Regions from separate parts of the Homo sapiens genome. Here region 1 is linked to region 2. A link is a loop called in an ENCODE intact Hi-C map of the cell type or tissue named here. Cell type or tissue: psoas muscle. All regions are shown on one strand. Links, peaks and the distances in the headings refer to the core of each region. The heading gives the core; the rest is flanking DNA.

Region 1 (6,227 bases), core at 674-5,673, 130 kb before region 2:
TTATGGCAGTTGGAGAAGCAGCTGAGGGATGGTGCTAGCAACCTGGGTAGGATGCCATTTCAACTGCTGGGAACTTGTTCTCTTTGGAAGTGGATATACCAGCATGGATGCTAACATGAGAAGGGGGGCTCGGGCAGGTCACAAGGGATCACAGATCTCATTTCAATATGGCATAATAATAATAATAGCAGTCGTAGTAGTAGTTACGGGGAACATTTGTTAAATGCTTACCATATGCCAAGCAATATGCTAAGCACTTTACCTGAATTATCTCATTTAATTCTCATAATCACCCTATAAGGTAGGTGCATACTTTTACAGTTGACATTTTACAAATAAAGCAACAAGGGCTAACAGGGTGAAACTGGCTCTTTACTGAATCCTTCCAGGGCTTCCATGTATTATGAAAGCAAAAGTACAGCACCACTGGGATGCCAAAGTGACTAAGCAGGGATAGCACAGATGTCCTAAGAGTGAAAATGTACGAGATCCCAGCACTGACATTTAATAGTTATATGACCTTGGGCATGCCACATAACCTCTCTTTGGCTCACTTTCCTTCTCTGTAAAATCAAGGTGATAACAGTACTGTTTCATAAGGTTGCTGTAAGGATTAAATGAGAGAATATATGTAAAACAGACTCTGGTGCATTAGTAAAAGAAGTACATAGGTATCCGTTGCTATTATTTTATTATTATCTCTAGGGGACATATTTTTACCTAAAAAGAAACTTAATCTGTCTCAAATGCTACTTCCTATAAGGCATCTTTGCTGTCTACTTAACAGAGGCAATTGCTCCCTCTTTTATAATTCTTTAATATTCTGTTCACATAATGTGAGAGGTCTTGGCACAATGTATGGTAGGTAACTTACCTATTTACATACATGTCTCTTCCACTGACTGAACGATTTAATGGACAGAAGCGTTTCTCATCACAGTTGCACGCCCATTGCCTAGTACTGAGCCGCCACACTGCCATTAATTAATAGCAGTGGCAGCAAAAATAACAGTAAGTTAATACTTGTGTGACCAGAATTTTACAACATATCACATTTAATCTTCACAATAATCCTATGATGTAGAAAGTGTTTTTACATCTCACTTTTACAGAGGTTCTGAGTGGCTGAACCACCTGCGGCAGTTCATACAACTAGTCAATGGCAGAGCCAAGACTCAAGCACAGGCAGACGGATGGCTCACAGCTCTGTCTTCTCCCAACCAGTGTGCTCCACCGACTCTCAATGGAGCACTGAAAACATTCGTTTAACAATGTATTTTATAATACAATTCTTATGAGTATAGGTAATAAAATGTAGGATTGAGTAAAATTTAAGGTAAATGAAATATTTTGGAGTATTCTAACTTGCCCAACATTTTATTCCCAATGTGATTAGGAAAAGTGCAAAAGGTAGAAAAGAAGGTAGTAAACGTAGTTTGCATCCTTGTGGGACTGACATCATAGTGCAAAAGATAAATAAATAAAATGAGTAATCAAATAAATTAACAAGAGCATTTCAGACTGTTATTAGTATTATGGAAAATATAAACAGGAAGGACAATTTTAGACAGAACACTCTTTTACAGGGCTATTATTCGAACTGAAAGAACTGAAAGGTAAGAATAAGCCAGCCACAAAAGGAGCTGGGAAAAATGCATTCTAAGCAGACAAGTAGCAAATGGGATGGCAGGTTCTGAAAACTGAAAGGAAACCAGTATGGCTGGAGCATCTAAGGAGTCACGGTTAAAAAAAAAAAAAAAAAAAAAGTGGGGTTAGAAAGGTAGATACAGAAGCCAGACAGATCATGCAGTGTCTTTGCAGGCCAATGCAACAAGTTTGGATTTTATTCTAGATGCATAAGAAAACATTGGAGGTTCTTACGCAGAAGAGTGATATAAACTAACTAACTTCTTTGAAATACCACTCTGGCTATGGTGTGAAGGAACAAGAATGGAAAAAGAGGGAATACTCAGGATTACCCAAGTAGTCTGGGTAAGGATGATGGTGGCTTCAACTGGAGATATTCCCCTTTTTTTCCTTTTGATTGACAAATTTCCACATAAAAACTAGAAATGCATTTTATACTTATTCCAGTTGTTTATTCAAATTCAATTTCTTTAGGGCTCAGAAGACTACTACCTATCTTCTTTAACGTCTTCATTATACATATGTGGAAACAGGTATAGTGGGCTTACATAACTTGCTAATGTCACAAGAGTAATTAACAGGAAGATTTGACTCACTTAACACATGTCAGGGTGCAAAGATAAAGCATGTAAGTTTAAAAAGTTTTCTGTTACCCCCCAAAAGCCTGCCAAATTTTCATATTTGGAATTTGCAGCTATCCTTAGACATTAAAACCTTTTAAAAGTGTTTAAATCTCACATTAGTTCTCATATTAACGTTAAGCAGTCCAGCATTCTGCTCAGACACAGAGATGGAACTTTCAGGGTTAAAAGAATGTAAGTCAAGTCAGAGAACTGTGTGTTATGTCTGGGAAAAGTTCATAGAAGTAACTTTAAACTCCTCTGTTTTCTTTCAGTTCCTTCCTTCGTGTTCATGTGCAAATTATACCTTACTCTCCAGGTTGCATTTTACCATTTTCCTCTCGTTTCTCTAAGAAAGCTCCCCAAAGTGACAATGCTTTTTTAAAAGGGGCCAGTATGAAGTTCCTCTGAGTTCCTGCTCTCTTGGAGCACGGCTCCTATCACACAATAATGTGTTATTTTGTTGAATTTTGGCATCCTTCTAGCTTGTTTGGTCAGAAGCCAAAAAATTAGAGTGTGTCGGTCCACCAGTTTCTCAGCAGAGAAGCTCTCTTCTCACCCAGCGAGTGTGCTGTACCCTTGGCCTCTGGCCAAGAAGGGAAATCCATTTTACATAAAGAATGCACAAAGCTCAAGTGCTCAGAGACTTTTTACCTACTAAAATAACTTTATGGACAAATGCCAGTCTGCTAGACACATTCAGCAAGAACATTTGGCATGCAAAACAAGGTAAAGTACTCTGTGGAGGTAGCAAGTTTTTTAGAAACAAGGAAATGGCTGTGCGTGCCCTCGTGGCATGTCACGTGGCTTGGCACTGCCGGCTGATTGGCTGCGGCCGAGTAAATACAGCCGCCATGTAAGGAGCGGAACGTCGCCCTTCACTGGCTCCTTAAAATGGCGGCCTGAACCCACACCAGGAGAAGCAAGCCGAGTCCCATTCTCAGTTTCCCCTCTGAAGTTTTTTGTTTTTTGTTTTGTTTTGTTTTTTTGGGTTTTTTTTTTTTTTTTTGGTTTTTTTTCCCCCCCCCATAAACCTTACGGATCTGAGTAGAAACAGATTTCTCACAACTTGCTTCTCCGGCTCAATTTCACAGTTCGGCATACACTCAGGCACTGTCAAAAGCTTGACAATGTTCCAGGGAAAATATTAACCGTAAACTTTCCAAGAGGAATTAAAGGAGCAGGCAGAAATGTCAGGACGTCCTCTCTTTTGAAAGCACATCCCAAGTTTGCGCACGTGTACGTTTTGGAGAGAAGCACATGCAGCAAGCTCAAATGACATCCAGTATGGTCCCACTTTACCATGTCACGGTGGAAAGGGAAGGGGAAAAAAAGGACATATCCTCTTTGGCTAAAAGGCACGGAGGTCTCTCCCTCTCCCTCTCAGGCCTGACCAGTTGAACACTGCACACTCTGATGTATAAATATTTGCCTCTGGCTAAAGTTCAAGCAGCCCTGTGTGGCTGCCAGACACAACAGAAAACCAACATCCAAGGGAAAGTGTTTACTGCAGTGGGGGCCAAAGGAGCAAGTGCCAGCAAAAGATCACATCTGATTGGCCAGGCATGTCTGTGGTGTTACCATAAAGCACCTGGCCACTGGCCACTGGTCGCTGGGGTGTTCCCACCCTTTTAGTGATGGTTATGTTCTTTAATGCACAGCCTTGCCACAGTTAACGCAAGACGAAAAGACATCCTGATGGTTTATCGGTGTTCCTCCAGAGCAAGGGGCTTGAATGAGCCAAACCACCCTGCCACCACTACTGCAAAACAAGCATTTGCTCCTTGAAACTACCTAGATAAGACCTGTGACCTTTCTGCATGGCTCCCACCTTCTGACGTGCACGCCTCCTACAAACCTCCCAATTCCCATCCCTAGGTATTCTATAATTCTGTAGTCCATAATTCTATAATTTAAGCATCTCTGAAATTCCTGCAGTAAAAGAAATTAAAAGAAACCTCTGATAGGTGGCTGCAACAAAATATTTTAAAGTAATGGATCCTCCCAAGTCTCCCTCCAAGAACCAAAATATACACTGTGCCATTTTACCAGTACTATAGTACTGAAACAGGTAGAAATAAGAGAAGCTGCCCATCAAAAGATTACGATCTCTAATTAGGATAAAGGAAGTAAATGAAAACAGGTCTTGAAAAAAATCTTTTTGGAAAACTTGCAAGTATAGTTAATGCTAAGCATGTAGCTGTCAGGGCAAAGCCTTTTCATGGTTTTCAATATTCGGGGAAAAGGTTGACTACAATCATAAGTAATAATATTTTTAAATCACTGTCATTCATATAACATTTCTATCTTCATAAACAATAATTAAACTTTTCCCTAATGCTGCAAATGAAATGTCTCTTTTTGGCTGAACCAAAAAGCTATACAGAAAACTGGACAAAAACTTCGGGGAATATGAAGAGAAGAACTTATTTTAAGTAATTTTTTTGATATTATGGAACAATAACTTAGGTAAAGCAAGCCAAACTGTTATGATTTCATCTGTTTCAAATAAAATACACATTTGTTTAACGGAAACATTTGCTGTTTGTTGAAAATAAAGATTTTACGTCCCTACACAAATTACAGTTCTAACTTTGAAAATTCTTCAAGGTCCTGAATCTTGATTAATCTTAGGCTTAAGGATATTTCTAAAGTTGAATTTGTTGCAAAGCTAAAATCATGCATCAATTTCATTTTCAATTGTTTCTGAAACTTTTAACAACTTCATTGGTTTTGTCTAATCTAACTCTTAACCAAACATGCCACTAAGTTTGATCTGTGTTCGACCTTAGAAGCCTAGGACTTATAGTATCAAGTCCAGCTTCCAAGAGATCCCAGTGAATCATGTGCAAGGGGATCACAGAGGAATGTTCTGTTCCCAGCTGTGAACAAGACAGAATTAACTCTAAGATGCTTCCTCCTGCTGCCCTGGTGGACAGAAAGGTCAAGATGGTTAGCTCATGTAGTCACAGTATGAACCGTCAAAACAACATGTATGTTAAAAATAGACTGCAGGCAACCAAAATACAAATACAGAAAGAATTTAAAGTAAAAATAGTTTTTATATATTTAAATTTCAGCTTCAAGTATTTTCAAAGACTGTAACCTAAAACCAAGGAGAAAAAGGACAAAGCAATAATTTTCCCAAGTGCATTCACTTAACAAACTTTGAGTCTTAAATTTTAAAAAGCAACCATTCTGACCCATATATGACACTTTTCTTAGGAAATTCCTTGGATTCACAAGTAATTCATTGGGAATTAAAGCACAAGAGGCACATTTACCACTTTTATTTGTTTATATTTTGATAACTGCATTTTTCTCAGCCCAATTTCTATGGAAATAAAAATACTATTTACTATCACAGGAATTTCTTTATGTATCAGTAGGGAATAGAGTTGAAATATTATGAGGTGGTTTTTTTAATGCAATGAAATTATCAAGACATTCCACAGTGCTATGATACATCAGTTCTATCACAGCCATGTAGAAAACCAGGGGTAACTGCTGTTTTATATGTAAGTAGATACTTAACACTTATCACCAAGCAGCATGTTTAATAAAGTCTGTTGCATTTGTATGATAAAATGTTAAAACAATAATAAAACTAAAGTGGAGATGAAAGTAATTCCATCTTACAGACTTTCACAATGAACAAAAATGTACCTTCTAAATAAAAATTATGTTACAAATGTAAATATTCTTTTTAAAGCTGCTGAATGCATCCCTTTACTAGGAAAGGCTTAGCCATGTTATTTGCAATTCCCTCATTGCACAACAATGTACATTACTGTCTGTAAGCTCTAATTTGGCATGGCGCATCATTAATGACCTGAATGGTGGCTGTTTCACACATACATATTTAATTACAACAGCTGAACAAATTACATATTTATGCTTTATAAAGGGGATTGCCAGTCTAATTCATTTGCTATGCATGCAGGTACAGGACTCCATCTG
Region 2 (6,227 bases), core at 477-5,476:
TCTTTGAATACTGATTCCAACTTTTACAAAGTTTCTTGCCCTTTTTTGCACCCTGATAAGTTGTACTTGTCCTATGTGTAATGCAAGCTTGCCTCTGAGCCCTTGACCTGCTGTCAACCCCGGAATAGGGAGTATTCTAAAGGTTACATTTTCGTCTTAAGGGATAAAAATGTTGCTTTCATCCTGTTTACCGAGGGTGCCCAGTACAAAGTGGGCAAAGTGGTAGGAAATGCGGTCTCTGGGCTTTGCCAGTGTCGGGAGGATAGTTCCAGCATATTAGTCCCTGTCTGCTTAAATGCCGACGTTAGGTACCCGGCATGTGATGTCCTGCGGTTGAGCCCTCTTACTCTTACTCATCAGGTCCCGGCTGCAGCGCTGGGAACGCTGGGCACACCTGCCGATTTTAAAGCAGCAAATTCAGTTCAGGCCACCGGGAGCGGGAGGGCTCGCTTTTCCGCTGGGGCTACCGCATGAAGCAAGTGCTTAAATTTTTTCCCTTCACAAAAGGGAAAAAACCATTTTGCTTAAATCTGTTTTTTCTTAGGACGCACTTAGAGACCAGGCCCGCCAATATTCCAGTTAGAGTTAACGCTACCAGAAATATGCAGTGCTTTAGGATTCCAACTTGGGACTCGTTGAAGACCAGAATGTTACAGTCAATCTCGCCTTTCTCTTTTTGTTTCCAACACCCTACTTTCCCTTCAGTCTCTTTCCTCTTCGGTGTTCTCTACCTCTTGAAATATAAAAGTTTAATAAAAACACCACCCTATTTTATTTTTTAAAATAAAAGTTGACACTAAATTTGAGAGCTAGTGTTGCAACTAAGCTCTTCGGAAGTTTACCCATCTGTTCCCCAAACCTTTGATGCCTGTAATGTCAACCACGATTGCTTCTTAAAATTCACTAAAAGAAGTCTTTCAGTAACTTTGAAAAAGTGTAATAAATGCTAATGGGGGGGAGGGAACTCCCAACTCTGATGGATTTTACCTTCTCGGATCAAGGAGCAGGACTCCAAGCAAAAGAATAAACTTTATGTAGTTTATTTTTAAACTATTCTATTTTCAGTAGCGATTTCTCTTCCTTAGCTAAATTACTCAGCTTTGCTCAATTCCACTTTTACCTTTCCCCACACGTCCTCACTGACTCAGCAATTGTCACCGAGTGAGACCCTAGGTAGTGGGAAGGAGGCCCCCACAGATATGCTCCCCGGCTAAAGCGCTCGATTGAAGATCTGAGAAAATATCTTCAGAAACTACAAATGGAGCAAATCATTTACCTAATTCACTCAAGAGCTTCCACGGGAAGGACTCTGGAGGATGAGTGTCCTCCTAATGCGGTGCTAATGAAAAGCCCCTTAGCCGGCTCTCCGGCCGAGCGCCGGACCGCGTCTGCTCGGCGTCTACGGCGGAGCGACCCTGGTTGGCGGCGGCCGCGCATTCCCCCCCCCACCTGCCCGAGGTGGCACGGCGGCCGCAGCGACTCCGGACGCCGCCGGGGCCACTCTCCGGAGCGCCGCCCTGCGACCCCGGACGCCCCCTCCCTGCCCCCACCCACCGGCGCGGGTCTTCCTCCCGCTCTTCCTCCTCCTCACCCTCCCCGGGGCTCTGTGTGGGGGGCTAGGAGGTGACTGGGGACGCTTCCTCGGTCGCGACTCCCGGTTCTCCGCGGCCTCCCGCCCGGGGGGGTTGGGGTTAAAATCTGGGAGTTCAGCTCTGCGGCGAAATCTCGGGTTCCCAGGGAGGGGCCGGAGGGAAGGAAGACCCCGCCGGGAGCGCGCCGGCCAGAGCCGCCCCCGCCCCGCGCGGCCGCTGTCCCGTGGGGAGGATGAAAGCGCAGGGCCCGGGCGGGGCCGCGGCGGCTCCAAGGGGCGGCGAGTGCGGGGCGGGGACTGCGGCGCTCGCGGTGACCGGGCCCCCCTTCCCAAGCCGCAGCTCCTGGCCCTGCAGGTGCACCCCCAGCCCCCTTTTAGGCCCCTCCGTGGAAACCGCCTTCCGGCCCAAGTTCTATCCTTTGAGGCTTTGAACCAGGCCTTTCAGAAGTTTTTAAAGCTGCCCCGCCCCGCCGGCACTCACGGGGGTCACAGTCCCCCATCCCTCCACCTCCGCTACAGCTGCCGGCGAAGCGGGTGCCGGGAGGAAGCGGAGTGGGGGCCAGCGGGCCGGCCCGAGGGTCGGGGACCGAAGCGCCGCCCCGGAGCGCCAAGCTCGGCCCCAGCGCTTGGAGATCGCGCCGCGTAGCCCGACCTCGGAGGAAGCGCGGGCCCGCCAGCCCCTGGAGAGGGGAGGGCAGGGGGGCTGGGAGAGGAAGAGCGCGCGGGGAGGGGGGCATGTCCCCATCACCGAGGTTCCTGCGCTCAGTTCAAGCCAGGGGACAACTTAAATTGGCCTTCAGGGGAGGCAGCTGGTGACCCGTGTCCTCGCCCTCCAAATTCCCCTGAGCGAAGCAGGGCGCCACCTACAGGCGAGCTCTAGATAGCAGGCAGGAGAAAGACGCGCCTGCAAAGTAATGTGGCCCCGTCCCAGCAAGCCTAGCAAGGCCTGTTGTGTCCACAGCCTCCTCTCAGCTGCCTGAGCCTGTACCGAGTTATAGGTCCGTTGGCAACAGCAAGAGCCCTGAGGGCACTCAGCGTGTGCTTTTGGGGAGTGGAGAACTGGGTGTTAATTTCAGGAATTGGGGGATTCCAGTATCAAAGAAGTAGCAGCTCTGATTGGACAGGCAGGTTGCACCCTGACAATTTTGGCTGCACTTTGACTCCAGTATCTCGACTCCAGGCTATTTTCATGGGATGCACTACGTTTCCTTGAGAATAGCTGTGTAACCTTGGGCAAGTTACTTTATCTCCCTGAGTCTCTGTTTCCTCATCCCTCAAAAGAGGGAATAGTGGTACCTGTCTGATAGAGTCATTGTGAGAATTTAATGAGATGATGTAGGTAAGAAGCTGTAGGTGCCTTCTAAGGAATTTTCACCTATTTCTTTTTTAAAAATAGTTTTTAATTATTTATTTATTTATTTTGAGTCGGAATCTCTCTCTGTTTCCCAGGCTGGAGTGCAATAGCGCGGTCACGGCTCACTGCAACCTCTGCCTCCCTGGCTCAAACAATTCTCCTGCCTCAGCCTCCTGAGTAGCTGGAACTACAGACACGCGCCACCATGCCCGACTAATTTTTTGTATTTTTTAGTAGAGACAGCGTTTCACCATGTTGGCCAGGCTGGTCTCAATCTCCTGATCTCAGGTGATCTGCCCGCCTCGACCTCCCAAAGTGCTTGGATTACTGGGATTACAGGCCTGAGCCACCGCACCCAGCCAACTTTCACCTATTTCTAATGTGAAAACCCATCTTTTATTCTAAGAAATCTAACTTGTAAGACTGTTTAGCTTCTTTCTGTTCCTTGAAGATTAGGGCCTTAGAGGAAGTGGGAGAGAGCTAAGAGGTTTCAGTGTTTGAGTAGGAAACAGGATGGGTTATGGGGAGTTTTGATAACTAGCTTATCTCCTCATAGACAACGGCTGTAGGCCGGGTGCTGTGGCTCACATCTGTAATCCCAGCTCTTTGGGAGGCCGAGGTGGGCGGATCACCCGAGGTCAGGAGTTCGAGACCAGCCTGGCCAACATGGCGAAACCCCATCTCTAATAAAAATATAAAAATTACTTGGGCGTGGTGGTACATCTGTAATCCCAGCTTCTCAGTAGTCAAGCAGGAGAATCACTTGAACCTGGGAGGTGGAGGCTGCAGTGAGCCGAGATCACACCACTGCGCTCCAGCCTGGGCAACAGAGTGAGACTCTGTCTCAGAGAAAAAAAAAAAAAAAAAAAAGACAATGGCTATGTGGTGGCTCAAGCCTGTAATCCCAGTGTTTGGGAGGTGCGCGGGTCACTTGAGCCCAGAGGCTGGAGACCAGCCTGAGCAACACAGAGAAACCCATTTCTACAAAAAAAAAAAAAAAAAAAAAAAAAAAAAAGCTGGGCGTGGTGGCCCATGCCTGTAATCCTAACTACTTCGACAGCCAAGATGGAAGGATGGCTTGAGCCTGGGAGGCTGAGGTTGCATTGAGCTGAAATGGCACCACTGCACTCCGGTCTGGGTGACAAGCTAGAACTGTCTCAGAAACAACAACAAAACGAACCAAAAAAACCAAACAACATCTTATATTTGTGGATGACTTACTATTACTATTTACTATTTTTATTATCATTTGCCTCTATTAAATGATTTAATTATCATTTTCACAATCTCATATGGTATACATTATCCCTATTTATTTATTTATTTATTTAAAGACAGGGTCTCTCTCTGTCACCCAGGCTGGGGTGCAGTGGCACAATCATAGCTCACTGCAGCCTCAAACTCCTGGGCTCAAGGGATCCTCCTGCTTTGGCCTCCCAAAGTGCTGGGATTATGAGCATGAGCCATTGCGTCTGGCCCATTATCCCAATTTTAAAGATGAGGAAACAAAGACATGGGGATGCAAGCCATAGTTGCTGTATTTTTTCTGCTTTTAAAAATATTTTTTGGCAGGTCACAGTGGCTCACGCCTGTAATCCCAGCACTTTGGGAGGCCAAGGCAGGTGGATCACCTGAGGTCAGGAGTTCGAGACCTGTCTGGCCAAAACAGGGTGAAACCCTGTCTCTACTAAAATACGAAAATTAGCAATTAGCTGGGTGTGGTGGTGGGCACTGTAATCTCAGCTACTTGGGAGGCTGAGGCAGGAGAATTGCTTGAACCCAGGAGGTGGAGGTTGCAGTGAGCTGACATTACAGCACTGCACTCCAGCCTCGGCGACAGAGCCAGATTCTGTCTCAAAAAAAAAAAAAAATTTTTTTTTTTTTACTCTAGGAGCCCTAGATCTGTATTTCACTATATTTCAGAATCTACCTTTTTTTTTTTCTTTTAGAGTTGTGATCCTGCTATGTTGCCCAGGCTGGAGTGTAGTGGCTGTTCACCGATACGGTGATAGCATACTTGTAGCCTTAAACTCCTGGTCTCAAGGGATCCTCCTCCCTCAGTCTCCTGAGTAGCTGGTACTGAAGACTCAAGCCACCATGTCCAGTCAGAATCTAACTTTAACATTAATCTACCTTTAAGTTTACCTACTGTGTGCTAGATTACTAGATTAGGAATTTTAAATATCAAGTGTCGTATAATTCTCACAACACCTTTGTGAAGGAAGACTAACTTCTGTCATCACAGAAGAGGAAGGAGAGGTTCAGGGAGATCAAGTGAGTCACTTAAAGTCTCATAGAGAAGTGGCAGAGCCAGGTTATGGAGAGCCCAGATCTCCCAGCACACACCCAGGTGTCTTCCACTGCATTACAAGTGGAATGTAATGCATTCCACTTGGCTGCATTACAGCCAAGAACGCACCAACTGGCTCTAGGGTACTTAAAAAAGTTATCAAGAAAGATCAGGCAGAAGGGTGGCTTGCTCGGTACTTTTGCTACACTAAAGATGTGGTAAAAGATGGTGTTTTCAGCCTCAGTTAATTGTAGATTATAATGTTTCCTAGGAAAATATTGATGATGGAAGAAGGGAGCAGGGGTGCATTGGGAGAAACCAAGAATGAGTGAATTTGTAATTTTATAAATATCAATAATTTATATTTATTTTATGACCAAACTGACCAAATGTCATTTTAGTGTATACATTACAATGAAAAGTTTAGTATAATCTAGCTATTGTCAAATCCTGGCATCTAAACTATAGTCATAGAGCTTTGTCGATCTGGTTATGGAAATTATTTACAATAGGTGTTTTTGTATAGCAAATGTTTTTGCTGGTCTGTATCCATGTAATAGGAACATTTTATGATGAAAGGACTGGATTGTTCAGGGAAGCAAATTATGCTTCTTTCAGGAGTGTTGTTTTGTCATTGTGCAACAATTACTCATTAGTTCCCCTTCTTCTTACTTACCTAAGTAGCAAACCAACCCGTTCATCATTCCTAACCAGAAAACGCCTTTCCATCCCCCAAAACAACTGAACTCATCAAAAGGTGTGGAGTTACTGATAGAAGGGTTTGAGTTGGGCATTGGATGTAAAGGTGTGCATTCCATCTTCTTTCTCCCACTGGGTCCAGCCATGATGCTTTTGCTTGCCAACACAATATCGTGAGCTCAGACTTTGGCAATTCATCTCTGGTTTCTTTACACTGAGAGTGTTTCTAATAATATAATAGATTTTCATTTTGAAACAGATGCCACAGAGGATTCGTTAGCAGGAAAACCCTA

The links. A loop is a pair of places that touch in the nucleus more often than their neighbours do. Peaks named below come from ENCODE experiments on the same cell type or tissue, not always from the same donor. Only the 100,000 strongest peaks of a DNase experiment are listed, where the experiment ranks them.
Region 1: it touches region 2 in a loop (4-fold over the local background); 28 of 110 quality-filtered maps call a loop at or near these places.

What each region holds. Positions count from the first base shown.
Region 1 is chr1:61,181,175-61,187,401 of GRCh38, reverse strand. The region is part of intron 2 of NFIA (nuclear factor I A); the gene reads right to left. Among named protein-coding and RNA genes, the nearest start is that of NFIA-AS1, 69 kb to the left of the region's middle. In psoas muscle, for the core only: no CTCF peak of the experiment used is centred there; a DNase peak (open chromatin) is centred at 3,101; H3K4me3 peaks cover 2,931 bases; H3K27ac peaks cover 5,000 bases.
Region 2 is chr1:61,046,292-61,052,518 of GRCh38, reverse strand. No RefSeq gene overlaps it. Among named protein-coding and RNA genes, the nearest start is that of NFIA, 33 kb to the left of the region's middle. In psoas muscle, for the core only: a CTCF peak has its summit at 2,456 (motif pointing left); DNase peaks (open chromatin) are centred at 1,808 and 2,458; H3K4me3 peaks cover 2,419 bases; H3K27ac peaks cover 2,532 bases.